2 separate regions of the Mus musculus genome follow, and region 2 is linked to region 1. The links are chromatin loops, found by intact Hi-C in ENCODE. Cell type or tissue: left cerebral cortex. All regions are shown on one strand. Each heading gives the region's core, and the rest is flanking DNA. Links, peaks and the distances in the headings are about the cores only. Region 1 has its middle 20 kb from the start of Adgre1. Region 2 holds the start of Gtf2f1 (general transcription factor IIF, polypeptide 1).

Region 1 (15,999 bases), core at 4,083-6,582:
GTTCCACAGGATCTCCAGAAGAGAGAGAGGTGCCACATTATCTGTATCTTCTTTTCTTCTTGTGCATATATGCACGTGTGTTCATATGTGTGCCAGTGCACATGTAAATGTAAGTATGCCTGCACATGTGTCATTGCTCATGGGTCGTCATTGTTTCTTTTGAGACAGGGTCTCTCTCTTGTCTGGAACACTGTCAGTGAGCTGCCAGACAGCTTGGGCTGGAGAACTGCAGACAGTGTCTTCTCTGGGTGCTGGGAAAGAGGGATGTCAGAGCTCCTCTTAAAAGTTAAAAAAGATCTTTATTCTGGAGCTGGAGAGATGGGTCAGCCGTTAAGAGCCCTGGCTGCTCTTGTAGAGGACCTGGGTTCAGTTCCCCACAGCCACATGGCAAGTCACAGCCATGTGTAACTTCAGTTCCAGGGGCTTTGATGCCGCCTTCAAGCCTCTGCAGGAACCACACATACATTGTGCATAGACAGACGTACTGGCAACACATCCACACAAAACAGTTTTAAAAATGCTTCTTTATTCCTAAGAATCCCATCTATGTGTACAATGAGTTGTGGTCATGTATAGATAGTATACATGTATACTTGTATTCCTTTCCATGTCTTTCCTCCAACTTCACCCATACAACACATTCCCATCTGAACTCCATGTCTTCAAGCAAGCCAACAAACAACCCCACTCCCAAAGTGCAGTCAGCTGCCCATGCGCAGGGCTTCATGGCCGTCTGCTGAAGTGTGGGACAACTTCTAGTGACCACACCCTCAGCAAAGAATGGTTCCTCCTGCCCCAGCCAAGAGCTCCTCGGTGAGGGCGGGGCCTGGAGAACTCCTTCCCAACAGTGCTTGGTCTTGTGCGTGTAACCACAAGTGTCCGTGAGTGTCCTCGCCATGCCAGAGTCTCACTGTGCTCTTCTGGCTTCCTCCTCTGTGATCTTCAGCAAATCTCAGTGGTGGTGGAATTAATTGTCTTGTCTAGGGGTGAGCACTCCATCTTGTATTCTCAGCACTTTGAACAATAATGCATCTCTCCATGGACCACGGTCTACTGTAGAAGGAGACTTCTATGACCCAGGCTGAGGTTTGCCAGCATTGTGGATGCACACATAAATATTTAGAAGGTATTTTTATAACATGACCATTTAGGAAATTAACAGCTATGACTTCCAAGCCCTGGGCCATGACATCCCAGCCCTGGGTCACAACCTTCCAGCCACAGGGTATGACCTTCCAGCCATGGGTCACGACTTCCCAGCCATGTCATGACCTCCCAGCCTTGGTCATGACCTGCCAGCTGAGGATGTTTGACCAGAGTCACAGTCCTGAGCAGGAAATTGCTCCTGTCAGAGGGATTTCAATTTTATTTTTTATTTTGTTATTATTTTTTTTTTGGAGACGGGCTCCCATGAGTCTCACAATGGCCACGCACTCACTATATAGCCAAGGGTGATCTTGAACTCCTACTCTTCCCGTCTCCACCTCCTAAGTGCTGGGCTGAGAGGTGTGCACCACCAGGCCCGGTGGATGGAACCAGGGCCTCGGACATGACAGATGACAGCTCTACCCACTTAGCCACAGCTTCACCCAGCACAGAGAAATCTCTCTTCTCATGGTACCCTATTTCGGTTGTGGATGGACTTGTGGGGATAGGATTCCATCTTTTTACCACCACAGACTGTAGCTCGTTCTCTCCTATCTGCCATCTGTCTGTCTGTTCTCTTGGCTTCGGACTTCTGTTTATTTTTTTTGGCATGTTTTTAATGGTGGATATTACTTAAACCTAATAATGAACCCATTATTATGATATTTCCATACATGTATTATTTATTTTGATCGTATCCTCCGTCATTCTCTCTTGTCCCCTCCCACTTCAGCTGATTTCCTTCCTTTTCCTACCCAGTCTACCTTCTACTCCCATGTCTGATTTCTGACAGACCACAGAATTCTATCAGGGCTGAGATGAGAGGCAATTACAGGAGTGTGGGCCGCTGACTGTGGCTATATCACTGAAGAAATTGCTATCCTGTCCCAGGAGACCTTGAACTGTCTATCAATCCCAGGAAGGGGTGGGGCCTCATGAGCCCCTCCCCCTCCAATTGTTAACTCTATTAGTCACCAGGAAGGGGTGGGGCCTCACGAGCTCCTCCCCTCCCAACTCTATCAGTCACCAGGAAGGGGCGGGTCCTCATGAACCCCATCCCCTTACCTCTGTTGATTGTTTCAGAAAAGGCCTGTGCATCAGACTGATTCGTTTCAACATATATTATTCATGCCTTGGCATCTCTTTCTTATTGAATAGACTTTATTTTTAAGACTGTGGTTAAGCACAGCACACAGTCTACCATCCCTGCCATTGTGAGTGTTTTAACTATTGCTAAGTGTATTCATGGCCCCAGAACCAATACCCACCTTCCAGAACTTTTTCATCATTTACATTACACCCACCACCCTCTGGCCCCAGGCCTTGGCAGTACCCCCCTCTCTCTCTGATTTGACTTTACCTGCAGTACTTTAGGGCTAAGTCAAGAGCTAAGTAACTGACCTTTTTGGGTGGATTTCTTTCGATCGGCTGGGATCACCATTACCAAGCTCAAATAAAAGAAGGGCTAGCGTTGGTGGCCAATGGGACAGGACTTCAGAGTGTACATTATTTAGGAAGGCGCCATTGTATCGAACATCCCCATGGCCCAATATTAGATCCAGCTTTGTGGGCGGTGGAGAATGTTGGTTGAGACATAATGGACTTGGAGGTCATCTCACCCCCTGGAAAATTGACGGTACATTACCAGAGAGTCAGGGACATATTTTTTTGAAGGCACAGCATCGTGATGTGTCTGGAGAGAAGGCTCAGAGGTTCAGAGTTCTTGCTGCACAAACATGAGGACCTGAGTTTGAGTCCCCAGCATTCAGGAAAGATCTGGGCTTGGCCAACCCTGGGCAGGAGAATTGCTGGGACTTCTGGCTGTCAGCCAAGCTCTGCATTCGGCAAGAGACTAGGTATCAGGGGAATGAGTGGGGAGTGTTAGCCTCCAGTGGCCTCCACACCTGTGACGGTATAAGCACCTGCATATGTAGAATTACAGGTGTGAGTACATCCCACATAGCACACACACTAAAAAAAGCTGAGTCTCAGGGCTAAGCTGTGTTCTCAGCACCCTAGTGCAGTGGTCACAACCCCTTTGGTAGTTGAATGACCCTTCCACAGGGGTTGCATATCACAATATCCTGCACATCAGATATTTACATTACAGTTCCTAACAGTAGCAAAATTACAGTTAACAAAGTAGCAAGGAAATAATTTTGTGGTTGAGGAATTGAGTTAAAGGGCCACGGCTTTAAGAAGGTTGAGAATTACTGGTCAAGTGGCTAACAGAGGCCACAGCACTGCCTGGTTCTCTCTCAGGAAAGTCAGTGCCCGAGTGCTGTCTCACACACATTCTTGGCCAACGATAGACTATGGCACAGGAGTCTGGTCTGAAATGCTTATCACGTCTGAAGGGTCTGCCTTCACTGTAGGGAGAGTCACTGGATTTGCGGGCTTCAAGAACTGCATTAGAGTTCACTAGAGGAACAGGACTGATAGAATCAATAGGTATCAAAGGAAGATTTGTTCGTCTGGCTTATCTGATACAGCCTGGGCAGTCTATAATGGCTGCCTGTATGCTGCCAAGGCCGAGAACCTGGTAGCAGCCCAGTCTATGAGGTGGGTGCTGCAAAGTCCAGATCTGAAGGCCTGGGGTGGGGGGATTTCTGGAGGGTCCCAGGTCTTCAATGCATGTCAGATAAGGATTGTAGGAACAACACAGGGGCAGTAACAGAGTGGAGGAGCTCTCCAGGAAGGGGCAAAGTCCCCCCGTGAATTTCCCCAGAAGCACGTCTCTCAGCTGATTCAAGTTCAAGTTCAAGTCCACAGTCAAGGTTAACCATCACAAGCACCATGGTAACAGAATGCTGCCTGCTCCCATGGTTCTCCCATGAAAAAGAAAGGCTGAATCATGCGATGCTGAGGAGTTAGAGGTCACGAATCTGCTCTTGGAGCCATTCCAGCCATGCCCAGAGTGTTCAGTCCATCTTTAAGGCTCAGGGTGGCAGAAGTTTGTATTAGTCAGCTCAAGTTACGTTTTGCTGTAGTGACTGCCTACGGTGGGTTGACTTGTAGGGTCTGTGGGGGATTGATGTGGGAAGACCCAGCCTGTAGTGGGCCACACCATTCCCTAGGCAGGGATCCAGAACTGTGGAGAAATGAGCATGCTGGCCTTCACTTCTTCATTCTTGACTGTGGTTGTCACGCGGCCAGCTGTTTGAGGTGTGTGTTCTAACTGCCCCACAAAGATGGGCTGTAATCTAGACCTGTAAACTCAACCCCTAGCTTCCAAAGCTCCCTTTTTTTTTTTTTTTTTGGTCAGGATATTTTATTATAGCAACAGAAACTAGGCCAGTCCTCAAAATACTCTCCCTACACTGTTCTAGGGATTTAAAAACATGGATGAAGATGTGGGAAATCGGACATAAGCTTCAAACGCAGGGGCAGACATCCAAGCAGGACCGGTCCGAGGCAGACAGCTGGACGTTAAAGGCACGATCGCCCCCTCGCGGACATGTGCGGTAATGACACAACGTCTGCAGCTGGGCGGGTCGTTTGCAGAGGGGAGGAAAGACGGAAGAGATTGAGTTTATTTGTGGGTGTGCACACGTGTTTACTCACAAGTCTGTGGATATGAGCCTAGAGAGGCCCCCAGGAAGGGACCCTGGTATTTCTGGCATCTCCACCCAGTCTTCTAGAAGGAATGGCCAGCGGCACTACTGGATGATATGGTGTCTTCAATTTATTTTTAGTTTATTTTCTTTTCTGTTTTTTATTTTTATTATTTATTTATTTATTTATTTTTTTGAGACAGGGTTTCTCTGTGTAGCCCTGGCTGTCCTGGAACTCACTCTGTAGATCAGGCTGGCCTCGAACTCGAACTCAGAAATCCACCTGCCTCTGCCTCCCGAGTGCTGGGATTAAAGGAGTGCGCCACCGCTGCCCGGCTTAGTTTCTTATTAAATTTATTTGATTTGTGTTTGTGTGAACGAGTGTGTGAGTATCCCGAGAGCAATAGGAGGCCAGAGGACATTGTGCAGGAGTCAGTTCCCTTTTTCTATCGTGTAGGCCCTAGAGATTAAACTCAGGTCATTAGGTGCAAAACTTCTTTACTTGCTGAGCCACCTCACAGCCCCTACCCTTCAATAATTTATTGTTACATATTTTTCTTAAAAAATGTTTACAACTTATTTTTATCTCTAGTGATTTCTAGGTGGATCTGAGCTTCATTTGTTGAATTGGTACTCTGGATAATTTTATTATTTTTTAAAAGAGAAATGCATTTATCCGAAACAATGACCCTTGTACTGGTGGAATTCCAGCCTATGAAGTCAGGCATAGACTCCAGCAGGCTGTGTTTCCTTGTCTGTGGCGCCGAGGCCCCCATTTTTCACTTCAAGGAACACTTTGCAGTCTAACCACACAGCGCTCACTTGCAGCCCTGTGCTGCCACCTAGCGTCCACGAGTGATATGGCCCCTGGGTTCAACTGTGTATATTCCCCAACTCCTCCCAGATCCGCTGTCATCCAAATCGTCTTACAACACCATGCCTTCTTTTTAAATTTTAAATAGCCCATCCAGTTTAATTTGGGGTGTCCATGTAGTACTTGGTGTGTGGCTATCCACTGGGGCATGGTCAGCCTGCGGGGTCAGGGGCATAGTTTAAAGAAAACTGCCTCTCCCTCCATCAGCAGCCATCAACTGTCCAGCTCCTCAGTTAGGGTGGGCTCATGAGCCCTTCCAACTCCTGCTGTAAGGTTGACTGGTCTGATTATAAGCAGCAGCCACAGGTGCTGTAGTTTATTAGTACCGAGATCCTGCTTCAGTCGTGCCTGACTTCTGGCTCTTACAGTCTTCCTTGTCTCCTCTTGGGGAGAGGGTTCCACCTTATTTTTTTGAGACAGGTTCTTCTATAGCCCTGGAGTTCAGTAAGTAGGCTGGCCACCTTGGGGATACATTGATCTCCACACCTCCCTCTCTCCAGGGCTAGATTATAGAACTTCATTTCCATGCCTGGACTTTAAGTGAGGGTGTGCAGAGCTCACTCAGGGAGCTTTGCTTGCTTAGCAAACACTTACTGACTGAGCCTCCCCTCCCCCCACAGCCTGGGTCTCTCTATGTAGCAGATCAAGGCTGGATTTGTGCTTATAATCCTCCTGCCTCAGCCTCCCCAGTATCTGAGATTTCATAACCTGCACCACGAGGTTCAGCTAGAGTGAGCAGTATCTGTTTTAATAAAAACTTAGGCTGGCTGTGGTGACAAAGGTCTTTTATCCAAGCACTTGGGAGGCAGAGGCAGAGGCAGAGGCAGAGGCAGAGGCAGAGGCAGAGGCAGAGGCAGAGGCAGAGGCAGAGGCAGAGGCAGAGGCAGAGGCAGAGGCAGAGGCAGAGGCAGAGGGAGAGGGAGAGGGAGAGAGAGAGAGAGAGAGAGAGAGAGAGAGAGAGAGAGAGAGACAGAGAGAGACAGAGAGAGACAGAGAGAGAGAGGCAGAGAGGCAGAGAGAGAGAGAGAGAGTGAGAGAGAGAGAGAGAGAGAGAGAGAGAAAGAGAGAGAGGCAGAGGCAGGCACATGCCCTTGAAACTAGCCTGGTCTACAGAGTGAGTTCCAGGACAGCTAGGGCTACACAGAGAAACACTGTCTCAAAAAACAAAACAAAACAAAACAAAACAAACAAACAAAACAAAACAAAAAACCAAACCAAACCAAACCAACCAACCAACCAACCAACCAACCAACCAAAAAAACCCAAACAAACCCCAAACCAAAATCCAAACCAAAACCCAAAACCCCAAAACCAAAACCAAAAACCAACCAACCCCTCCTCCCTCCCCCACTAAATGGGTGTGTGTGGACAGGGCTCAGTAGTGAATACACTTGTCAGTTTCTGATGACCCAAGTTCATCCTCTGGAACTCTTGTGGTGGAAGGTGAGGACCATTTCTTGAAAGCTGACGTCTGACCTCCACATGCACACAGCAGGATACACATTCAAACAAACAAACAAACAAACAAACAAACACATGAGAAAGGACAAGGCGATGGTTGAAGGGGAGGGGGATGCTAACTGCCTCGAGAGGTCACCATTTCACTCGTAATCTACGTACCAAATTGTTAAGGTGTGCATCACCCGACGAGGAAAAAAAAAAAAAAAAAAAAAAAAGGAACGGAATAAACCACACAGCCTGTGTACTTTGGAGTCTCCTCAGCAAGGGAGGTGGAGAGGAGGCCGGTGGGATTGAGGGATAGGCTGCACACACACAGAACCTGGATCCGTTTGAAGTCCTAATTAGAAACCAGCGTCTCTGTGGATGGTTGTGCTTTTCCTGAAGCGTGCTGGCTGGCCCAGCTGCTCCAGTGCTCGCTCCACAAACGTGAGGATCCATGTCTCGACTTGCGGATTCTAGGGTAGCGAGGAAGACCCCGTCTTAGGAAAACACATGTGAGTGGCACAGATTTGACTTAGGAGGTTAGAAGACCAACCAACAAGGGAGGGCACCAAGTTGATAATGGTGGGCAGACGAGAGGAGTTGGGAGCGGGAGGGGGAGCACATGTAGGAAGTTCTCAAAGAACTAATGAAAAATACATTAAAGCAGACAGTGGATGCTGCGTGATGGAGAAGATTAAGGTTGGTCTGCACATGCGCATGCAGGTTCGCACGCACCACCACCCCACCTTGCCACTGAAATTGATGGGCTATATTTAATTTTTTCAAATCCTTTCTGATTCTTAGAAGCTTTGCCTTATCAAGGATCATGATCTCCTGCTTCACTCTGACAAAGATGAAACGCAATAAACAAGATTTGCAAACTTCTCCTTTCTGAGTTTCCGGTAACCGTGGCGACCATGGTTCCAAATAAAGGGACAGCTCTTCCCCGGAATTCAGACCGGACCTTCTTTTCTCAGTTAGTTCTTTTTTATTTTCAAAAAATATGATTACTTTTATTACTTTTTCAAGAATTACATTTATATATTTTTCAGTGTCCCCCTTTTTTTTAAAAAAAAGAAATTAAACCACTTAGACTTATTTTATGAGTGTTTTGTCTACATGTATATATTTGCACCATATGCATGTTTGGTGCCTACAGAGGTCAAAAGGTGACAGAACTCCTGGAACTGGAGTTATGGATGGTTTTGAGCCACCACATGGGTACTGGGAATTGGCCGTTGGCCTCTCTGAATCTCCTCTGGTGTTCCCACTTTGTTCTCTAGTTTTTCCGTGGTCACGATCATCTCCTGGGGTAATGTCTCACTTCGTTTCCTGTCTAGCCGTTTTTCAGCCCATCCTGTGACCTTCATCCTTAGACTTCTTTTCTCTCTTCATCTCTGTCTTTCTCTCTCCCTCCATCTCTTTGTACCTCTCCCCTTCTTTCTCTCTTCCTTCACATTCTTTACATTTTATTAGCATCTCTTTACTAGCCTGTATTCATTGTACATACTGGGTTTATGACATTTTCACACACACACACACACACACACACACACACACACACACACACACACACACACCATTTTGATGATATTCACTCCCTTCCTGTCCCCTCCATTCCTGCAGATCCCCTCCCAACCAGTCCCCTCTCTACTTTGAAGCCTTTTGTTTTTAGTGACCCAGTGAGTTTTTTTTTCTTTTTCTTTTCCTGTTTACTTATTGATTTACATCCCAAACTCTGCTTCCTCTCTTGGTCCCTGCCTTACAGAGTCCAGTGAGTTTAATTATGGTCACTTAGGAGCATGGCCGACTCACCAGTGATCACACCACTCTACTGCAGCAAGCAAGTGTCTTTTCCTCTCCCAGCAATCACTAATTGCCCATGGTTTTCTCCCAGGGATCGTGGCCTTTTGAGCCCCTTCAGCCTCCGCGGCAGGATGTCCGAGGGCACCATCTTGTCCAGCTATAGCTGCTGGAAGTTCAAGAGCGAAGGGTTCACATTGCGCCCAGGAGTCAGGGTTCTGCACCCCTCCTCCTTCCCCCAACTCTCACATTCTTTCTGCCAGTTCCCTCCCACCCCCACTGTTGACCGAATCTTGGGAGGGGTGGGTGACACAACTGCCCTGTTTGAGACTGAGCACCCAAGAGTCATGTCAGACTCTCAGTACTCTGGCCAGTCGTGAGTTTCTGCTGTCGTCGCTCCTGTTGCACAGAGGCTTCTCTGAGCTCTGCTGAGAGCGATGGGGTGGACATGCCATGTTCACAGAGCAAGAAAGTAGTGCCTAGGCTGGTGCCGAGCTCAGGAATCCTCCTCAGGTTATGTGCATGAACCATCACAGGCGGCTTTGTTCTTTATGTAAGCTGTGCCTTTATGATGTTTTTGAGAAGTTTTTATACATACACAAGAAAATATGATGACATCCACATCCATTTCCCCCTAAGTTCCCCCAGATCCTCCACCACTTCCCCCTCTCCTCCCCTCCCCCTCCCCTGCTTCCTTCTCCTCTTATCATCTTCTTTCATTTAGTGCGTGTGTTGCAGTTTTTTGAAAAAATTTTTTGATTATGATATAATTACAACATTTCTCTTTTTCCTTTCCTCTCTCCAAACACTCCTTATGCCCTTCCCTTCTCTTCTTCAGTTTCATGGCCTCCTTTTTCATTAATTGTTATTGTATGCATTCAGGTATATGCATACATATGCATACACGCAGACAGGCAGATCACACACACACACACACACACACACACACACATTCCTAAGGGTAACCTGCTCAATCTGTAGCATGTTACTTGTATGTACTTGTATGTGTGCTTTTAGGGCTGACCATGTGGGATTAGATAGCCATTTGATGTGCTCCCCCCTAGGGAAGACTATTTCTCCGACTCTCGGGACTCCTTAGTTACCTGTGATTCTTTGTGCAGGGTTGAGGCCTCCAGGGCTTTTCCCTGTCCACTTTGGCGTGTGTATTGTCATCCTTGTTCAGCGCATGTGTGGGCAGTCGTGGTGGGAAGACTTTATGAGCACAGCTTCTGAAATTACCAGAAGACACATTTAAACAGAAAGTTCCCTGGCCCTCTGGTTCTCACAGTCCTTCCACCCTCTCCTCTACAATGTTCCCTGAGTCTTAGGTGTAGTAGATATAGCCATTGGGACCGGGCTTCATAGTTCTGCATTTTGATAGGCTGTGGTTTTCAGTCATGGTCTCCATCTATTACAAAGAGAACTTTCCTTGATGAGAACTTATTTTTGGCTATAAGGGCAAATGTTAAGAATATAGTTAAAGATTATCCTGGTTTAGGAAAGTGGTGGGTGTAGGTTTTCTTCTCAGATCCATGACTTCACTAGCACTGAGTAGTTAGCTAGGTTTCTAGTACCAGCCAGTTTCCCTCTTGTTGAGCCTGTCTTAAGTACAATTAGACAGTTGTTGGTTACTGCCAAGTTATGCGTGCCACCGCTGCACCCAGGATGCATCTTTTAAAAGGACCATCTCCCAGGAAACTGCTCCATCTCAGAGACTCCAGTCTGAGTCCTTGAACATGTTAGCCATAGCCCACACTTCTTATCATGCTTTTTCAGAGTGTATAAGAGTACTGAGCAGCAGGAGAGATGGCTCAGCCTGCAAAGTGTTTGCCATTCACAAGTGTGCCTGGAGTTCAGACCCATGTGAAACCCATGCATCTAAGCACATCCCGCCCCCTCCCCCGCCACAATCATCTGCACTTATGTACACTGTGAGCTTGCATACACACATAAATAATAACTAATTAACTAACCAAATAAATAAAATAAATAAATAAATACAGATGGCCCTAGCACAGCCATCTGTAATTTCAGCAACAGGAGATACGATGCCCTCTTCTGGCTTTCCTGGGCACTGCAAACACACACACACACACACACACACACACACACACACACACACACACACACACACACACAGACAATATTAAGTCTAGGACCAGGTGTGGTAGCTCACACCTTTATCTCAACACTAGGAGGCAGAGGCAGGTGGCTCTCTTCGAGTTGGAGGCAGCTTGGTCTATGTAGCAAGTTCCAGGGCAGACAGGGCAACATAGTGCGACACCATGTCAAAAAAAAAAAAAAATCTTAAAAGAAAAGGAGAGCAAACACTAATGGTTAGTGTTTAGTCTTGGACACCAGGTCACATGCCAAGGACTGACATGGTGGGGCTGGGTACGAAAGGTGAAAGTTGAATTCAGTTATAACCTTCCCACATACACACAGAAGAGTCAACCTTAGATTCTTTAAGATTGACTTCCTACAAACTGGGACTCCTTCCTCCTCCAGCTCTGGGGCCCCAGTTTGTCGGGTTCAAAGTTGATGATGATGGTAGATCCTTATCTTCTGCAGCCTCTGTCACTCCACATCCTCTTCTGAATCCACTTGTGTTGACGTGAGGGGGGGAGGGGGTGCAGCAGCTCCTCCTGCTGCCGCTTCTGCATCTGCTGAGGCAGAGAAGGCAAGACATTCCTTCGAGGGGAACTTGCTAGCTGCTCAGCCTGAAGCTTTTGCAGAAAACTGCAGAGGAAGAGTAGAGAGTACACTCACTCATTCAATAGTCCAGCTCAAAAGAAATGGCCAAGCTCCAGGAAGGAAAAGGGCGACGAGTTCCAAGATTTCCCCCTCCCCCCCCTTCCTCTCCCTGTTTCTTGGGACATTTTGAGACAAATGCAATTTAAGGCAGGCTTTGCGTGGATCACAGTTTGAGGGGATACGGTCCGTCATGATGGGAAAGGCATGGACAGAGGAGCTTGAGGCAGCTGTCACACTGTGCGTACGCACGAAAGAAGCAGAGCGCTGTGGTAGTGCCAGTGTTCAGCTCAGTTAGGGTTTGTCCAGTTGACCCAGCCTAGGTCATGCCCCATAGGCATGTCCAGGAGTCTTTCCCCCTTGGTGGTTCTAGATCCTCTGAAACTGTCAATCAATGGTAAGCATTTCAGTAGCTGACATCCCCCACAGTTCCGCTACTCATGGATCAGGACCTGAGGTCATGAGCGGGCCTCAGGCATGCAGCTAGGCGTGCTCTCCTGAGTCTGTTCTATACTTTGATCAGGCGCACTGGTTGGAGGAATGGCCTCCATCAGGTCAGTCTGTAGGCAACTCTGGGTTGTGTTTCCTAGACTGATGTTTGTAGTGGGAGGGCCCTGCCACCCCTGGGAAAGTGGAAGGGGGCGAGAAAGCCATAGGTGCAAGCTACTAAGCAGTGTCAATTCAGTTCCTGCTTCTAGGTTTCCATACTGACTTCCTGCCCTGACTTCCCTCAATGATGGGCTGTTATTTGAGGGTATAAGCCAAATCCACCCTTTCGTTCCCCATGTTACTTCTGGCCAGTGTTTTATCACAGCAACAGAAGAGCAAAGTAGGTATCAAAATTTTGGAAGCCACCCATGTTGAAAAGAGTTATCAGGGCTGGCTCCCGGGAATTGGGGTTTGTGGATGGCCTGTGTCAGTTGTGGTACCCAGAAAACTGACTCATCAGTGACCATAGTATTTGTGACTATACAATATTGCTTCTGAGTCTTTAATGGGCATTCCTGGTAGAAGCCCTTTCTAATGTCACAAGTGGATAGAAGGGTTGGCTGGGCTCTGTGGAACTGCACAGGGCAACCACCCTTGGATATTTATTTGGTATCCTGTGGGCCTCAGATCACATACTCTTTGTCTTTGTTGATTTATAGTTTGTTGTGCAACTTTCCTAGAGAGAGACATGAATAAATGTCTACTTACTTCAGGCACCAACAATGGACCAAGGAAGTGACTACACATAGGTCTAACTTAGTGAACCATTGATTTTAACATAGTCACATGGTAGTGACTACTCAATGGTAGTCACATCACATGAAAGCCATTCAGCATGGGTAATGATTGATTTATGGGCATCCTGGATCTGTCTATGGCATTTGCATGCAATGCTCCACATTGGAGAGTGTTCCTTCCTCAGCAATCATTCCTGATTATGTAACTTGGTGAGGGGCCTTGCCAATCTTGCAAGCTTCAGGGCCTTCCTGAGCTTTGTGAGTTGTTGACTGCTTACTTCCTGAGGCTCAAGGAACATCCCTAGGATCAGACATGTCAATTCTCAGGACACAGGTTTGCAGGTGAGCATGTTTCAGATAAGGCATTAAGATGTTAATTGAAGGCAAAACTAACTTTTATTTATGAAAATTTGAAGACAAAGACTGTAATTTTTAATGTGTAATAAAAACTAAGTACATTTCTGCATCTGAAACATTTCTTAAGTAAAAAACGCCATCTGTAGACACAGTGAATGTGCTTTTTATATTGGCAAGTTCTGACTTGAAGTGTTCAGTTCACAATTTCATATGAGTGTTTGTACACAAATAATTTGTTGAGTACAGAATGCCATATTATAAAGTACATTGTGAAATGGTACCAAGCCCATTTTAGGGATTTAGGCAAGGGGTCTCCGAGGGTTCTTGTGCTTTTGGCAGTAGAGGAATTTTGTATGTGTGTGTCTCAGCAATAGTTCAATAACTTTTCCCTTTGCTGTGATTAATTAATAATTAATTAATACCTCACAGAAGAAAGTTACCTAACAAGAAGGTTTGAGGGACTCAGTCCACCTGCTGGGAGTGTGAGGAGGTGGCTGGTCATGTTGTGTTCACAGTCAGGAAGGAGAGAGGGAGAATGGGAGGGGGAGGGGGAGGGAGAGGGAGAGGGAGAGGGGAGAGAGAGAGAGAGATAATTGTCTCCATTGTCCCTCATTAAACAACTGTTTGACAGTTCATACACATATACAAGGGACTTCAAACCTTGTTCCTCTCCCTCTGAAACTCCCTTCTCAACAAGGCCCCTCTGACTTCTGCTTTTAATTCAGTGTGTTGCCCCAGCCCGTGAGATGCCACCACCTACATTCAGAGTAGGTCTTCCATACTCCATTAACCCTCTCTAAGAATGCCCTTCCAGGGTGCCGCAGCACTGTGTCTCCTGGCTGATTCTATCCTGTCAGTTTGACTTGCCATCATAGTTAGGATAATGTCAGCTAAACTCCCCAGAGAGGTTTGTCTCCCCTCAGGGTCTGTGGATTTCCATGTTTCTGTGATCTTTAGGTGAGGGCTATAATTTGGGTCTGTGGTTTGCTGCAGCTGGTCAGCAAAGAGCAAAGAGGAAGCTGTGAGCTGATAGCAATAGTCAGAGTAGCTGGGTGCAGCAGCCAGTGCACAGTGCCAGGTCAGGAGTTCCCAGAATACACTACAGTGTTCTCAGATTTTTGCCAGGTGTATGTGGCAATCAATCAAGATGGAAGATGGGCAGATAACTTGGATTTTTTTTTCTCAACTTGACACCAACTAGAGTTGTCTGGGAAGAGGGAACTTAGCTAAGAAGTCCTCATGGGACTGCCTGTAGGCAAATCTGTGGGGGCATTTTCTTGGTTACTGATTGACGTGGGAAGGCCACATCCACTGTGGATTGTACAACCCTAGAGCAGGTGGTTTTGGATTGCAGGGAAAGCTAGTGGAGGGAGCTTGGTCCTGCACTGCACGGAAGCTTTGGCTGAGCAAGCCTGTAAGCAGTGCTCCTTTGTGGTTCTGCATCAACTCCTGCTTGCAGGTTCCTGCCCTGACTTTCCTCAGTGATGGAGTGGGACCTAGGAGTTGTAGGATGCAATAAAGCATCTTCTTCCTGTGAGGCTTCTGGTTATGCTGTTAATCACAGCAACGGAGATCCTGAATAAGACACTAGACTAGATTATGCCTATGCAGGGTCCTAGGCTCTACTGGGCTCAAATGTCCTCCCAAGGCAATGGAGAGTCAAGAAAGATCTTACAGACAAGTAGACCAATGGAACAGAATTGAAGACCCAGAGATGAATCCACACACCTATGGTCACTTGATCTTTGACAAGGAAGACAGCATTTTCAACAAATGGTGCTGGCACAACTGGCGGTTATCATGTAGAAGAATGCGAATTGATCCATTTCTATCTCCTTGTACTAAGGTCAAATCTAAGTGGATTAAGGAACTCCACATAAAACCAGTGACACTGAAACTTATAGAGGAGAAAGTAGGGAAAAGCCTCGAAGATATGGGTACAGGGGAAAAATTCCTGAATAGAACAGCAATGGCTTGTGCTGTAAGATCAAGAATCGATAAATGGGACCTCATAAAATTGCAAAGCTTCTGCAAAGCAAAAGACACCGTCAATAAGACAAAAAGGCCACCAACAGATTGGGAAAGGATCTTTACCTATCCCAAATCGGATAGGGGACTAATATCCAATATATATAAAGAACTCAAGAAGATGGACTCCAGAAAATCAAATAACCCCATTAAAAATGGGGCTCAGAGCTGAACAAAGAATTCTCACCTGAGGAATACCGAGTGGCAGAGAAACACCTGAAAAAATGTTTAACATCCTTAATCATCAGGGAAATGCAAATCAAAACAACCCTGAGATTTCACTTCACTCCAGTCAGAATGGCTAAGATCAAAAACTCAGGTGACAGCAGATGCTGGTGAGTATGTGGAGAAAGGGGAACACTCCTCCATTGTTGGTGGGATTGCAAGCTTGTACAACCACTCTGGAAATCAGTCTGGCGGTTCCTCAGAAAATTGGACATAGTACTACCAGAGGATCCCGCAATACCTCTCCTGGGTATATATCCAGAAGATGTCCCAACCGGTAAGAAGGACACATGCTCCACTATGTTCATAGCAGCCTTGTTTATAATAGCCAGAAGCTGGAAAGAACCCAGATGCCCCTCAACAGAGGAATGGATACAGAAAATGTGGTACATTTACACAATGGAATACTACTCAGCTATTTAAAAAATGAATTTATGAAATTCCTAGGCAAATGGATGGACCTGGAGGGTATCATCCTGAGTGAGGTAACCCAATCACAAAGGAACTCACACAATATGTACTCACTGATAAGTGGATATTAGCCTAGAAACTTAGGATACCCAGGATATAAGATACAACTTGCCAAACGCAT
Region 2 (15,999 bases), core at 5,377-7,876, 320 kb before region 1:
CCTGCCTCATCTCTGCCTTGCCTGTGCCTTACCTGGAGCCATCAGACATGTAGTCTACCTCCTGGCCCTCGAAGTCCCCATCATCGCTGTCCTCAAAAGCCTCATCATCTGAGCCCTTCTTCTTTTTCTTCTTCCTGCCTGCCTTGGTCACAGGGGCCTTTTTCTTAGCCTTGGAGGTTCTGCTGCCTGTGAGAGGAAGACACAGGAGCTCAGACTGGATGAGCACAGATCTCTGCTCTCTGCTGGGCAGGGGCTCCAGCCGCTCTCACTGGGGACTCTAAGCAGGGGCTCCACCCAAGCCACGCCCCCAGCCGCTCTCACTGGGGATTCTAGGCAGGGGCTATACCCATGAGCAGCAATTCCATCTAGCCAGGAAATCCTGACAGCTGATGCCACATGCATCACTGTACTCAAGCAGTGACAGGAAAGACACAGGTCACATAGCATCTAAAGCCTTTATAAAAAGTATCTGAGCCAGGCAGTGGTAGCGCAGGCCTTTAATCCCAGCACTTGAGAGGCAGAGGCAGGTGGATTTCTGAGTTCGAGGACAGCCTGGTCTACAAAGTGAGTTCCAGGACAGCCAGGGCTACACAGAGAAACCCTGTCTCGAAAAACAAAACAAAAAAATAGTATCTGAGCAGGCAGCTCTACAGGGACACATTGCTGCTTCCCAGGTGGTGGTAACTCACCTGGTCTCTGAACTAAGACCTCTGGGTCCCCACTTACCCTCTTCACCACTGGCATCGCTGGCATCGGAGGACATTTCCAGGTCATCCTCCAGGTCATGAATGCGCAGCTCACTAGGCTTCTTGCGACTGCGCTTCTCCTTCTCCTCCTCATCTTCATCCTGGTCCTGGTCCTTGAGCCGCCGCTGCTGCATGATGCTGAAGTGGTTTAGGACCTTGTTCCTCCTGCATGGGAACAAGTGACTATGTACTTTGTGTAGCAGAGGATGGTGGGGAGTAGGGGACTGCAAAGAGCTCCTTGGGCAAAGAGGATGGTAGAAGATAATGACCGATACACTCAAATGGGCATCCCTTCTTTACAGGACAAATGGGCATGACAGGATAACCTCATTAAGGCACAAACACTGTAAAGGAGGCTAAGGCAGGGTAGTTAGCCTGAGCCACACCACATGCAACAGAAAGAGAAAGAGGCAGGGCATACAGCCTGGGCCATTTCAAACCCCCAAATCTTGAAACAATATAGGGTGAGCCCTGAGATGGACTCAGGCCCATGTGCACCTAAGCCCCCTGGAGACCCCAAATCTTAGCTCCTCCAAACTCAGGGTCTGTTCCAGGCATATCCAGCCATTATATTGGTTAGCTAAATAACATTTTATGGCTTTGGAGGTGGTGGGTTGTTCGGTTGTTTTTGGTTTTTGGTTTTGTTTTCTTGGTGAAACAGGATCTCTCTCTATTGTCCTAGCTGTCTTGGAACTCACTATGAAAACCAGGCTGGCCTTGAACTCACAGAGATTCTCATGCCACTGCATCCTAGAGTGCTGGGGTAAAGGTGTGCACCACCAGGCTTGGCCCAGTTAAAATTCCTTTTAAAACAGGATCTCATTGTGTGATCTTAGCTGGTCTGTAACTTGGAATATAAACCACCCCTCAAACTCAGAGATCCTGTTGCCTGTGCACCAAAGTGCTGAGATTAAGGGTGTGTACTACTGTGTCTGTCAAGTTTTGGGGTGTTTTGAAACCAAATCTCATATAACCACAGCTGGCTTCAAACTTAATACAGAAGATGGACCTGAATGCCTGGTCCTTGTTGCTTCTGCCATCTGTGTGGTAATGTGTGCATACACTACCCCCACCCACACCCCCCACTGTTAATTTATCTCAAGGATTACTTAGAGAAGGGGCAGGGTCTCACTGGACAAGGAGCCGTCCATGAACCACACCTATGCATGCCCGGAAGAAGACTACGCATAGTGGGAGGAGGAGCTGCTTTTGACATTGCAGTCCCGGCCCCTTGAGAACTGGTCCAGACTTGTAGGCAAGCACAGAGCAACCCCACAAACCACATGCATTCCTGAAGCCCTTTCTGGGCCCACAGGTCCCATCCTCAGCAGGTGTACAAGGTATCTCATGCTATACATCCCCAGTTTCTCAATCCCAGCCTCCCTGCACCCGCCTTTGTCTCTACCTCCCAGGCTAGAACTGAGGAAGTTGCCATTAGGAGGCCCCTCCCTGGACCCCCAGGCTGTGCATATCTGTGGTACCAGCCTTCACTCAGCTCCCAGGCAAGACTCAAGCAAGAGAGGTCTGCCCAAGCAAGTACTAAGCAGTACTCCAGGCAGCCTTGCTCTGAGGGCGTACACAGCTGTAACAACCACCTTTGGCTCACCTCTCCCATTCCTCCTCGGCTTCCTCAGCAGTGAGTGTGCGGTGTCGGGCCAGTGGTGTGAAATTGTACCAGTTCTGTACAGGGAAAGCCTCAAAGGCACCATCAGCACACTGTGTGAAGATGTAGTAGGCTGTGTTCTCTGTTACCCCGCCTTTCTTAATGCCTTTGAACCTGTGGAGAGCCTAGGTTAGGTCACGGTCCCACCCACCCCACCTGCACTCCTTCCACCCTCTCTACAGTTCCCATTTGGGCTCTTCTAGGAATGATTAGGACAGAAGGGCATGTGCTACCATCTCCCTAGCACAAACATCACCCTGCCACCTTGTGGCCACCATCTGCTACCAGATTCTGGGCCATGTTGCACTGTGTATCCTGCTCCCAGCCTATAATCCCCCATGGCTACTGAGGGCCTTACACTGTGTAGGCTCCAGCTATTGGTTCACTGAATAACTATGCATAGAGCACTCTCGTCACTGGCTCCATCAGACTCCACCTTCTTTGCAATGGAGTATCCTCGCCCATGGGGTCAGGGCCCTATCTCCAGGCCACACTCAGGCTGCTGAGCCAGACCAACAGTATCTAGTTGATTTACCTCCAAGATTAAACTTTATCAAGGAGGTGGTACTGGGACCACCATCCTGTTGGCTACAGACTCAAAGAAGATGCCTCCAAAGTATGCATGTGGGAGGGACACAGGCTGGCCCCTCCCACCATTAGCATCACTTACTTCCGTCCTGATTTGCCATTGACACGGAGTAGCCAAGGCTGGTCCTCAGGCCGAAACTCCTTTAGGACAATGCCATACTTCTTCCGGCGCGCCTCCTCCCTAAGCTTGCGGTTGAATTCACTGCCTGCACCGGACTCTGGCATCTCTTCTTCCTGGTAAATCTTCTTGTTGCTCAGATCTCGCTCCAGCCGTGCCTGAAGGAGAAGCAGGAATACTCTTCTGTCTCCCTGTGCCAGGCTTCATGTGCTCCCAGCAGACTCCCCATGTGGCATGAAGGCCAGGGATGTGAGCACCTGTTGCCTCTGCCCAGGGAGAGGGCTGTGGAACTGGTTCACTGGGTAAGGTAGCAGGCTTACAAGCACAAGGATCAGGAATTCAGATCCCCAGGACCCACAGACAAAGTTGGGCATGGCATCTGAGACCCCATGAGAGAGGTGCAGACAGGAGGGGCTCTGGAACTCACAGGTCAGCAAGCCCCAGGTTCAGTTAGATACCCTGACTCAAAACACAACGTAGAAAGGCTATGGGACGGTACTTGCTGTCAAGCCCGAGGCTTGAGGTCAAGCCCTGGGACCCACACTGCAAAAGGTGAGAAGTGACTCCTGAAGTCTTCTCTGATCTCCAAACTCTGTATCCCCCACATACCAGTGGCCCAACAGATGTCATCGAAATATGGTGTAGAGTGACTATGGAAGACACCTGATGTCAACTCTGGCCTTGACAGGCACAGCGTGCCCACATGCATACAAACATCACACACACAGAATACTCTGGTCACAGGGAATGTGGGACTTACTACAATAACAGTAAAGCAGACTGGTTCATGAGATCATGGAGTACAGAGACTAAAGATGTATAGTGACCACCTGAGGAAGGCCCAGGAGCAACCTCAACAATATGAAGATAGTGACATTTTAACATGGCACCCAAAAGAGTGGATAGTTTAAAACTTTGGCCTTTAACATTTTTTTTTTATTCTTAGTATTATCTAGAAAGTCCTGTTATGTAGCCCAGGCTGGCTTCAAACTTATGATCCTCCTGCCTCTACCTCCCTGGTGCTGGGATAGTAGTATCTCTGGCTATACCCATCTTGTGGAATCATTTTATCCTTTTGAGACAGGGTCTCACTACAGTGAAATTCACCATGCAGACCAGGCTGGCCTTGAAGTCTGAGATCCACTGACTCTGCTGCTTTCGAACTGGCAGTAAAGGTATGTGCCACTACGGCCAGCTGGCTTTTTCTTAAAAACAAAAACCCCAAACTTTTAAAGTGTATTTCTTTTTGTGGAGGTTGTACATGACATTGCCTGTATGAGATCCAAGGACACACTTGGAGCCACCTCTTTGCTCACTGAGTTATCTTGCTACCCACTACTTTACTTTTTTAAGACATGGTCTGTGGCTGGCAAGTGGTGGCGCACACCTTTAATCCCAACACTTGGGAGGCAGAGGCAGGTGGATTTCTGAGTTGGAGGCCAGCCTGATCTACAAAGTGAGTTTCAGGACAGCCAGGGCTACACAGAGAAACCCCGTCTTGAAAAACCATTAAAAAAAAAAAAAAAGACACCGTCTATATGTATCGTGGGCTTTACTGTGCAGGCAAGGATCATCTTCAGTTTGAGGTCCTACCCCCTTCCCGTGCTGGGATGACAGGCGTGTGCCACCATGGCTAGTATACATGGCGCTGGGGATCCAGCTTGGCCTCATATATGCTAGATTCGTGCTCTACTGACTGAACCACATCCTCTGACATGCTTTGCTTTGCTTTGCACTTCTTTTCTTTGGAGCTAGGATTTATGTAGCACAAGCTGGTCTAAAACACTCAGTCTTTCTGCCTCAGCCACCAAATGGCTGGAATCACAAATCTGCTGGAGCCACAGGTGTGGGCACCATCGTTTCAGTAAAGTTATTACTATACATAGTCACCAGCCCAGGGTTAGGTCCCTGCCCCAGCCACCCAGAATCACCCACTTACCTGGTTCCAGGTAGCAAAGTTGACTTTATCGGCTGCATTAAAAGCCATTATGTTGTATCTTTTGGCTGTGTTCCTGGAATGGGCAAGAAACTATTCAATCTATTGATTATTCATTCAACAAATCTATGCTTTACACCCTTGGTTGTAGGTAATTCTGGGAACTCATAAAAGACTCCAGAGCAATGGTTCTAAAGCTCTGACCCTCTAATACATCTCCTCATGCTGCGGTGACCCAATCATAAAATTATTTTTGTTTAGTTCACAACTGTAAGCTATAAATGGTCATGTAAATATCTGTGTTTTCCGATGGTCTTAGGCAACCTGCAAGTTGAGAACCACGCTCTAGTTTTTCAGGGGTTTTGTTTTGTTTTGTTTTAAAGAATCAAGATCCATCTCATCCAACCCAACCCCATCAGATAAAGATCCACAGACACTAGGCTCTCTTACAGCATCACATACAGAAAGAGTGAGAGCGAGAGCAAGAGCGAGAGTGAGAGAGGAGAGACAAGAGAGAACATTCATACACATAGATAATAAATTAAATCTTCAAGAAACAAAGGGACCACCAGGCAGAGTTGGCACATGCCTTTAATCCCAGCACTTGGGAGGCAGAGGCAGGTGGATTTCTGAGTTCGAGGCCAGCCTGGTCTACAAGGTGAGTTCCAGGACAGCCAGGGCTACACAGAGAAACCCTGTCTCGAAAAACCAAAAGAGAAAAAAAGAAAAAAGGAACCAAAAGTGCGGAGGACCCCTATGTAGAAAGAAGGGCAGGCAGGCAAGGGTCTTAATGGATCTGAGTGGGTTCAAAGCCAGCCTGATCAAACCATCTGAACTACACAGTAAGACTCTTGTCTTCAAAATAAACAAAACTTAAGAGGGGGCTGGGTGTGGCTCGGTGGTGGAGTACTTGCCTAGCATGTACCCACCTAAAATAAAGTTAGAAGTTGAGGGACATGGCACTTGGCACAAAAAAACAGGATGTATACCACCTGTGACCAGTTTGGGGTTTTCTTTTATTTTGGGACAGGACCCGACTATGTAGCCCTGGCTGTCCTGGAACTCACTATACAGACCTGGCTGGCTGCGAACTCACAGAAATTCTCTTACATCTGCTTCCCAAGTGCTGAGATTAAAGGCAGTCACCATGTCTGACCTGACCCGTCTGACTCAGGGCAAAGTCACCGACCCCTGACATTAACTACCAAGGGGTAACTGTTACTGTGTCTTGGACGGGGTGGCAGGGGAACACAGGGCCGAGGTTCTGGAGTGTGGGTGGACGGGGACTTACTTGGGGACTCGGACGACGTACTCGGTGACATTCTGGCTGCTGGAGCCCTGCAAGAGAGCAGGGGTCTGTAAGGCGAGGAGAGGGCGCGGGGTCTGTTCTGCGACACCTCTGTCCCCACCTCATTCATACTCACTAGAGCCGCCATGGCCGTTGCTCAAGCTGCTCCCGGTCGGCCTGACGGGATGAACTTCGTTGTGTCCCTCGGCTCCAGGAAAGGGAAGGCACCTTTCCTGGTTGTCACGTTAGTGTGATGCTGTGCTTTGGATTTCCAAATCCTTAAGTCTCGGAGAATGCTGGAAGACGAGAAAAAGAGACCTAACTCTCTGCGCATGCGTTAGAGCCTGACCCGGAAGTTGAGCTGCCACACCGAGAAGAGCGCAGCCGCTGTAACTACTCTAGATCACCAGCTTCGGAGAGAAAGCCACCTTTTGGCGGCGTTCTCTGTTTATATACCACGGAAAAGTCACGTGTAGACACGCCCGTCGTGACGTCACGACGCAGGCACCGCGGAGCATCCTGGGTAGGGTGGAAATGGAGTCTCCTGGTAGACGCGAACTCGATCCTCTTGCGCAAGCGTAAATGTGTCCAAGAAGCGGGAACGGAGGCCGAGTTGCCATGGCAACCGAGGCCCACTCTGTGGGGTGGCTTCTTCGGCTCTTCTGGGGCGGGTCTGAGGTTCAGTTTTCTGTGTCCTGGGATATGGGGATCCCGAGGATCTTGCAAAATGAGTCCCTTGTGACGTAGAGCGGAGCCGGGGACTCGGTGCAGGGTGGAGACAGGGCCCCAGCGTACCCCGGCATTGCGGGCGGGATGGGTCTGTGCGAGTCCACGCTGCCCCAGCTGGGCAGAGCTTTGAGGCCCCAGGAGAAGGGTAACGACGTGGGGTGGTTGGTTTACATGGGCCAACGAAAGGGGGAGATGGGCAAGTATCCCCACTACCTGGGGGTGTACACCAACCCCTGCACGGAAGGAACGCATCTGCGCATGCTCCCACCTCACTGTTGGTTGATGCCTTTGGCATATAACTTGAGTAGAGGAGCCAGTGTCGGAAATGGAAAGTACTATTCTCTGGGGACAAATCAGAGAAAGGGAGCCTACGGGATGCAAAGGAGTTGGTTAAGCAGAGGGGCAAGGGAGGCACAGGCATTGAACTTGAGAGGAATGAGATAGGCTGATTCCATGACTGTCTTTGCATAAACAACTGACTCCACAGATGTGTCTAGTAGGGGAGGCATTCATTTCTCCGCCTTCAGGGAGTGCGCCTTAAGTTACAGAGGCTGGCTAGGAAGACCAAAGTGAACTGAAAGGGACAAAGAACGAGGGCTGACTGCGGAGGAGAGGAAAGGGCAGAGAGGTCTTATCCCAACTCAGAGGTTGTGTGACTAGAGGCACAAGCAGGCAGCATAGAAAGGACCGCATGGTGGGCGGAGCAGGGTGCTACTGGGTGAGTTTGAGGGCCCTCTTCTTTATCTGTAAAATGGGGTGATGGAGTCACTAAGGCACTTCATGGAGGTCTGTGCAAATGGCTCAGGAAAATCCCCACAGGGGGATGCTTCAACGTGAGTCCAGGATTTCTTATAGACTTGCACTAGTACCATCTTTCTTCCCTGAACACCATAGATATCCTGAGGTATCCCCTGATCATCTTCGTGGTGGGGGGGCCCGGCTGCGGGAAAGGGACCCAGTGCAGAAACATGGCTCTGAAATACGGCTTCTACCATGTGGAGCTGGGCCAGCTGCTGCGGGAGGAGGCTCAGAGAAGCACCCAGAGGGGACGGCAGATCCGGGACATCATGCAGAAGGGACTCCTGGTACCCACGGTGAGAGTTCACAGGAGTTCATGGGGTCACTCATGGCTGGACGGAGTCCCCAGGAAGCCAGGGTCTGCTGGCCCAGTGACTGCCTTGCAGCCCTAACCTGTTCTTATCTGACAGTGTTGTGGTGATGTAAGAGTTAAGGACACTGGCTGCTCCTGTCCAGAAGCTGGGTTTGCTTCCCAGCACCCAAATGACAGCTCACAACTATCTGTTAACTCTATTTCCAGGGTTTCCTGTACTCTCTTCTGGTCTTGCACACACTCACACATACATGTAAACAAACACTCACAAATCAAAAAAAAAAAAAAAAAAAAAAAGGTCACTGGCCTAGAATGCGCAAAGTCCTGGGTCCCATACCCAGCAGAAACTGGGTGCATGCTGGGCAAGGCACCCTTGACTACATAGACAGGCCAGTCTGTGCTACGGGCCAGAGATGGCACACTGGGTGAAGACATTTTGCGGCCAAGCCTCACAGCCTGAATTCAACCCCTGAACTGACTCCTGTGAATGAATGGCACATGTGCCATCCTTCTCCAACTAGATAAATGATAAAAGAGATCTAATAACCTTTTTTTAGATCGAATAAGAGTCTAGCCCAGCCAGGCAGTGGTGACACACATCTTTTATCCCAGCACTTGGGAAAGCAGAGGCAGAAGGATTTCTGTGAGTTTGAGGCCAGCCTGGTCTACAGAGTGAGTTCAAGGACAGCCAGCGACACACAGAAACCCTGTCTTAAACTAGCCCTCCCCCACAAACAAAAGATTCTAGCCTGGGATATGTCAGGGACTATATCAGGCATGGGGGAGGGAGTGACAAAGGAAGAGAGGAAAGGAGAGAGGGAAAAAGAAAGCCAGATGAAGTGACAAACACCTGTTATCCTTGGACCTGGAAGGCTGAGGCAGGAGAATGGGGAATTTGAGGTCAGCCTGGGTAACATAGACCCTATAAATAAGTTACTTAAACAAATCAGCTGCTGTACCCATAAACTGCACACCCACATATTCAGTGGATCCTACCGAAAATGTCCAGGAAGCAAATTGCTGAGAAGGGACATACTTCCTCCCCTACACAGCAAAGTAGAGACATTTATCTAGAATTAGATTGATGGTGTATCAGGTAATGTAAACTGGTAGAGTCTTAGAATATCTGATGGGCATAGTAGGACAAGCCTGTCACTCAGGAAGGTGGAGGCAAGAAGATTGGAAGTTCAGTTCAAGGTCATTGGACTTGGTCATTGGACCGTTCATCCCAACACTCAGGAGGCAGAGACAAGATATCTGAGTTTAAGGACAGTATAAGTTTCCAATGAGCCTGGCTATGTGAAACTCTTTCTCTAAAATAAAGTATGAGGAGTCTGAGAGCCTAGTTCAGAGAACAAGGGTTTGCCTAGCATTTTGTGAGGCCTTGTGCTCAGTATATGAGTGTAAAGGGGTTGGGGGTAAAGGAAAGAAAAAGAGCCAAGCACACAGGAGGCAGACCAGGGGAGTCTCCATTCAGGGCCAGCTTGGGCTCCATGCCTAGTTGCTGGGGAGGTGGCTCAGCTGCTACAGATACCTAGCTGCTCTGTAGACATGGGTTCAATTCTCAGGTGGCTCTCAGTGGCCTGTAAATCCAGCTCCAGGGGGTCCTACATGGCCTCTGGGGCCCCTGCATGCACCTGAAGATATCTACACATAGACATACACACAATCAGAAATGATTTCAAATTGTTTTTAAAAGCATGCAAGCAGAGAGGCAGCCAATGACTAGGATGCTGGGTGCTGTTTCCCTGTCTTACAAGAGGCCCACAGTGAATGGCCTTCACAGTCCCTGGCCTTTTTGGAGGGGTGGATCCTGAGTCCATGCCCTTTCCTTCCCAGGGTTTGATTCTGGACATGATCAGTGACAACTTGTTGTCTTATCCAAAGATCCGCGGCTTCCTCATCGATGGCTTCCCCAGAGAGCTGGAACAGGCCAAAGAGTTTGAGCGGATTGTGAGTGACCTGATCCCCTAGAGCCAGAGCACCCTTCAGGGTGTGCGCTACCTGAGTGGAGGTTTCAGACCACCCTTTCCCTACTCTCCATAAAACCCTAGTGGATGGATATGGGAGGACCTGAGGCTGGGAGCTAGGACCTTCCTTCCTTCCTCTCCTCCCTCTTCTCCTGATCCCCATCCCCATCTCCCGATACCTTCAGATTTCATATAGCCTAGGCTGATCTCAAACTCCATAACATAGGAGAGGCTGACCTTGAACTCCTACTCTTCCTGCCTCCACCTCTGGGGTGCTAAGATGGCAGGGATGTGCCACCACACCTAATTTATATGCTGAGGATGGAAGCCAGGGCTTCAGGCATTCTGGGCAAGCCGTCTACCTACTGTGCTCTACCCAGCCTGCACATGCGATTTCTTTTCTGCATTAGTAATGGTCAGAAACTGAGCATGGAGGTACATGCCTGTCACCCCAGCACTGGGGTCCTGTGAGGCAGGAGGATTGTGATTTCTTAGGCCAGCCTAAGCTACATTTGGAGTTCAGCTGGAAACTCCATTAAAAAAAAGATCCAGTTTTAAACAAACAATACAAATTGAACAGGCCCTCATGCTGGCTGACTTCTGGCCGCCACACTCACACACACATGCATGAAGAGATTGGGATGCAGATGAAAGATTCCAGAGGGTGAATTTATCCATTCAGAGTGTTGCCAATGGGCATAGGAAACATTCACACTGCTGTTGCCATGGGGATGTGCAGGACCAACATTACCAAGCTAGTAGGGTTTATGGGAAGCTGAGAGCTGTGTTGCAGAAGCTGCCCCCCAACTCCCACCTTGCTTAAATATTGGTCACAATTTCTTAAAATGTGAAACTGTGTAATGTGAAACTGTGTAACCCAAGGCGAACTGTGAGCTGAGCTGGTTCCCAGAGTGTTCCATGTAGCCCTGGCTAGCCTCCATCTCTAAGTATCTAAGGATGACCCTGAGCTGAAAATGCTCCTGCCTCCACCTCCTTGGTGCTGGGATAATAGAAGTAAGACAGCACTGTCCCGCTGGCTTCTTTCTGTTTTGTGCTGTCTACCACAGATATGCCTGGTGTCCTTAAAGTCTAGGTGTGAAGATGGCATCAGATCCCCTGGAACTGGACTTAGAATGGTTGTGAGCAATCATGTATACGCTGGGAATCAAATTTAGGTCCTCTCCAAGAACAGGTATTCTATCACCAAGCCATGCAGCAGTCCTAACTATGCACTGAACGTGGGTACATGGGTGCACTCTATAATACCCACAGAACTTTTTTTTTTTTTTTTGAGGCGGGGTTTCCTTGTGTAGCCCTGGCTCTATAACTGACTCCATAAACCAGGCTGGGCTTGAACTCAGAGATCCACCTGCCTCTGCCTTCTAGTGTTGGCATTAAAGGTGTGTGCCACCACTGCCTAGCTGGTTTTTGTTTTTTAAGTGAGAGTCTGGGGTGTGGTTCAGGGATGCATTCTGTGGACACTTTGCTTTCTTGGGTTGTGAGATGCTTATGGATACGCTGGTCCTGGCTCATAACCAGTCCCATATCCAAACATGTAATGAAGCTCAAACTGAAAGCAGTGGGCGGGGCCTGCTAGAGTTCTCAGCAGGAAATGGGGCTTGTATCCAAGCCTGAGGACAGGAGAGAACTGACACCTGCAGTGTGTTCTCTACCTCCACACAAGCACTACCATGACATAACATGTGTGACACAGACAGAGTAAATACATGTAAGTCAATACATTTAGGGAAGAGATTTGCACCTGTACTGAACACATAGAAATTTGCTTTGACAATAAGCACTGTGGCTATTCTGTCAGGTGCTCTGAATCACCGACAGGCAAAGTGTGGAGGATATGGGCAGCTTTGGGCAATTACAGAACCAGTGTCAAGTAGATTCTCTTATCCAGGGTGTCTGAGCAATGTGGACAACTAACTAGAGGTTATAAGGAAATACTTGTCTGCCAGAATGGAGCCTATGGTCTCCATTCTGCATTCTATGAGGAAGTGTACAGGACAAGCATCTTTATATAAAACAGGGCTAGGGGCTGGTGAAATGGCTCAGCGGTTAAGAGCATGGGCTGCTTTTCCAAAGGTCCTGCGTTCAAATCTCAGCAACCACATAGCGGCTAACATGTGTAATGAGATCTGTAATGAGATCTGATGCCCTCTTCTGGTGTGTCTGAAGACAGTTACAGTGTATTTATATAACAATAAATAAATCTTTAGGGCTGGCAAGATGGCTCAGCAGGTAAGAGCACTGACTGCTCTTCAGAAGGTTCAAATCCCAGGAACCACATGATAGCTCACAACCATCCGTAATGAGATCTGACGCCCTCTTCTGGTGCATCTGAAGTCATCTACAGTGAACTTATGTATAATAATAGCTAAATCCTTAAAAAAAGTATTTAGGGCTGGAAAGATGGCTAAGGGCTCTTCCAAAGGTCCTGAGTTCAATTCCTAGCAACTACATGGTAGCTCACAACCATCTGTAATGGGATCTGATGCCCTCTTCTGGTGTGTCTGAAGACAGTGACAGTGTACTCATATACATAAAATAAATAAATCTTAAAAAAATGTTAAAATAATAAATCTTAAAAGATAAAAACAAAACAGGGCTGGACATGGTAGCATCCACCTTTAATCCCAGCATTCAGGAGGCAGAGGCAGGTGGATCTCTTTGACTTTAAGGCCAGCCTGGTCCACAAAGTTCTAGGATAGCTAGAGCTACACAGAGAAGACTCCCTGTCTTCAAATAAGATGGAAAAAAAAGAGGAAGCAAAAGAAAGGGAGGAAGTAAGTAACTGGAAAAATGACTCAGTAGTTAAAAGCACTCAATGATCTTCCAGGAGACCTGAGTTCAATTTCCAGCACCCACTTCGTAGCTCCACAGGCACTCCCTGCTTTTGGCCTCTGTGAGCACCAGCACTCTTGTGTAGCACACCTATACATATAGGTTTAAAAAAAAAATCTTGGCCAGGCAGTGATGGCACATGCCTTTTATCCCAGCACTTGGGAGGCAGAGGCAGGCAGATTTCTGAGCTCAAGGCCAGCCTGGTCTACAGAGTGAGTTCCAGGACAGCCAGGGCTACACAGAGAAAGTTTGTCTTTTTTTTTTTTTTTTAAAAGATCTATTTATTATATGTAAATTCACTGTAGCTGTCTTCAGGCACTCCAGAAGAGGGCATCAGATTTCGTTACGGATGGTTGTGAGCCACCATGTGGTTGCTGGGATTTGAACTCAGGACCTTCGGAAGAGCAGTCGGCGCTCTTAACCACTGAGCCATCTCGCCAGCCCGAGAAACTTTGTCTTGAAGACCAAACAAACAAACAAACAAACAAAAATTTAAAAAGGATGAAGGGAGACCAGCAGATAAAAATGCTTGCTGCTAAACCTGACAACCACAAGTTCTATCCCTGGAATCTACCTAAAGATGGAAGAGAGCAGACTTCCACAAAGTTGTCCTTTGACTTTCACACATGCCTCCCCTCCTTCCAATAATAAAAGAAAAAGGATGAAATATCAGAACCATACATGCAGGTGTCACAACTGTCGGAGGTCCAGGCAGTAGGTGACTTTGCTGCCAGTAGAGAGAGGCCATTGGAGGAAGGGGAGAGAACCTTCAGGCTCTAACATGCATTGCCCACCACTGCAAATCAAGCCTCAGTTTGGATGGGACTAGGCTCACAGGACAGAATAGTCACCTCCCATATTTGAAGCCCTTGGTTCCATCCATCCCCAGGGCTTAGAAGTGAAACCCCGTTTGTGACAGCTCAAATGTGAGGTAAGGGACTTCGGTGGTATCCCTGACCCCATTGGAAGCAAGAGACCAAGCATGGTGGTACACACCCTTCATCCCAGCACTGAAACTGGGGAAGTGAACGATCAGGAACTCAAGGTCATCCTGGGCTTCATGAGACCCTGTCCAAAAAAGAGGTGGATCTCTGAGTTCCAGGCCAGCCTGGTCTACATGAACAGTTTCAGGACTGTATAGTGAGACCCTCTCCATAAAAGGAAAAAAGGGGGAGGGGAGGGAACTAAAAGGATTTATGGTATCACCACACGGGATGCTGAGGCAGGACGGATGTTTGAGGCTAGATTTGAGTATTTAAAATGATCTGGTCTGTATATAAAAAATAGTAAATAAGAAAAATGAAAACATATCTAGTGTGGCCGTACACACCTGTAACTCCAGCATCTGGCATCAGAGGCAGGAGGATCAGGAGTTCCATGACAGCTGAGGTGAAAAAGTAAACCAAGGGGTACAGGATAAGGCTGGCTCAGCAAAGTGCGAACCCTACAAGTATGTGAGCCTGAGTTCCATCCCCAGAGCCACATAGAACGCTGGGTGTGGTGTATATGCTTCATCTGATCCCTGAAGCTTACTGGTCGGCCAGCCTAGTCTATGTGTAGTTTCAGGCCAGTTTGCAGAGGACTTGAGTTCGGTTCTTAGCATCCATGTAGGCAGCTCACTGCCACCTCTACTCCAGCTCCCAGGGACCTGATGTCCTCTTCTGGCCTCCACAGACACTTTACAAATTCGTGATGTCTCCCCAGCCTCATGGCCTCTGGGGACTGGATGCAAGACTCTCTACTCAGGGTTCTGTTGGTTGCTGCCTAGGTGGGCAGGGCCCCCAACATGGTCATAGTGTTTGACTGCTCCATGGAGACCATGGTGCGCAGAGTGCTACGACGAGGACAGGTGGAGCACCGGGCAGATGATTCAGAGCCGGCCATCCGCAAGCGCCTAGAGACGCACTACACCCTATGTGAGCCTGTCCTGACCTTTTACCAGCAAAAGAACCTTCTGCGACATGTGGGTACTTAGAAGTGAGCCCCAAAAGCCCCACTTAGTGAGTTTGGAGTTTGCAACTTTGTTCAGTATGAAATGGTGGGTGAGGGAATTCCATCTCCTTAGGATGGCACAGGCTGAGGCCTCACATAGCCCAGGCAGGCCTTGAACTCATGAAATCCTCTTACCTCAGTCCTGAGCGCTAAGATGACAGGTGTGAGCCAGTGAATGTGCTTCCAGTTTCTGAAAGCTACAATGGGGTCCCCAACTGCCACCTGTGAAGCTCTGGGACTGCCCATACAATCTGGCTCAGCACACGCTGGGGTGGTTAGTGTCAGTGGAAGGGAGATAAGGGACTTTGGTGGTGTACTTGTCCCTATGGGAAACAAACATGGGAGACTGTATTCTATTCTGATCCCTGGACCCATGGGGTCTCTCTCCATGGCTCACTCCTGCCCCATCCCCAAACCCAGTCTTAGGACATGAGATGGCACTCAATACAGCAAACCTGCTTGTATCCGGGCTTGCCTCAAGGGGCTGATGGAGCATAGGTCTTGTCATGAGCTGCATCTTTGATCTTATGTCTTCTTTAGATATTGGCTGAAGAAGCTCCGGAAAGCATCTTTGCCAAGTGCTGTTCCGTCATTGAGAGTCTGCTGTGAGCTAGGTAGGACTGGGCCAACATCTGGCCTACCACAGCACAAAGGACCCAGACCTGAGGTGAGTCCTTGGCACTAACAGGGCAGACAGGTACCTAGAGCAGCTGGAGGGAAACCAACTTCACCTTTAAGTGGCAGCTGCTACTGCATCGTGTGGACTCTGTAAATTATCCTAGCAAGGCATGATTTTCACAGTTTGAGGGCAGCTTTGGAGAATGGAGTCTCACTTCTGCTGGCCTACAAGCTCTCCGCCTGGCTTTGGAGCTAGCACTTTTCACCTGTTAGGCCATCTCCCTGGCTGATTCTGAGCAGAGAAGAAACTTTACAGGCTGCCACACTGCTCAGACCCCCTGGCACTGTCCACTTTGTCCTGGGCTTCGCTCACCCAGACTAGGCCTC

What was found. Peaks named below come from ENCODE experiments on the same cell type or tissue, not always from the same donor. Only the 100,000 strongest peaks of a DNase experiment are listed, where the experiment ranks them.
Region 2: it touches region 1 in a loop (6-fold over the local background); 2 of 42 quality-filtered maps call a loop at or near these places.

The regions. Positions count from the first base shown.
Region 1 is chr17:57,330,337-57,346,335 of GRCm38, forward strand. No RefSeq gene overlaps it. Among named protein-coding and RNA genes, the nearest start is that of Adgre1, 20 kb to the right of the region's middle. In left cerebral cortex, for the core only: CTCF peaks have their summits at 4,589 (motif pointing left) and 5,546 (motif pointing left); DNase peaks (open chromatin) are centred at 4,280, 4,592 and 5,538.
Region 2 is chr17:57,004,634-57,020,632 of GRCm38, forward strand. It overlaps Gtf2f1 (general transcription factor IIF, polypeptide 1), which reads right to left and starts at 6,655. Exons shown (of 13, transcript NM_133801.2): 1 at 6,476-6,655; 2 at 6,343-6,389; 3 at 5,055-5,127; 4 at 3,080-3,273; 5 at 2,353-2,523; 6 at 727-911; 7 at 33-186. The coding sequence starts at 6,487. It also overlaps the pseudogene Gm17949. In left cerebral cortex, for the core only: a CTCF peak has its summit at 6,749; DNase peaks (open chromatin) are centred at 6,837 and 7,312; H3K4me3 peaks cover 1,988 bases; H3K27ac peaks cover 1,700 bases.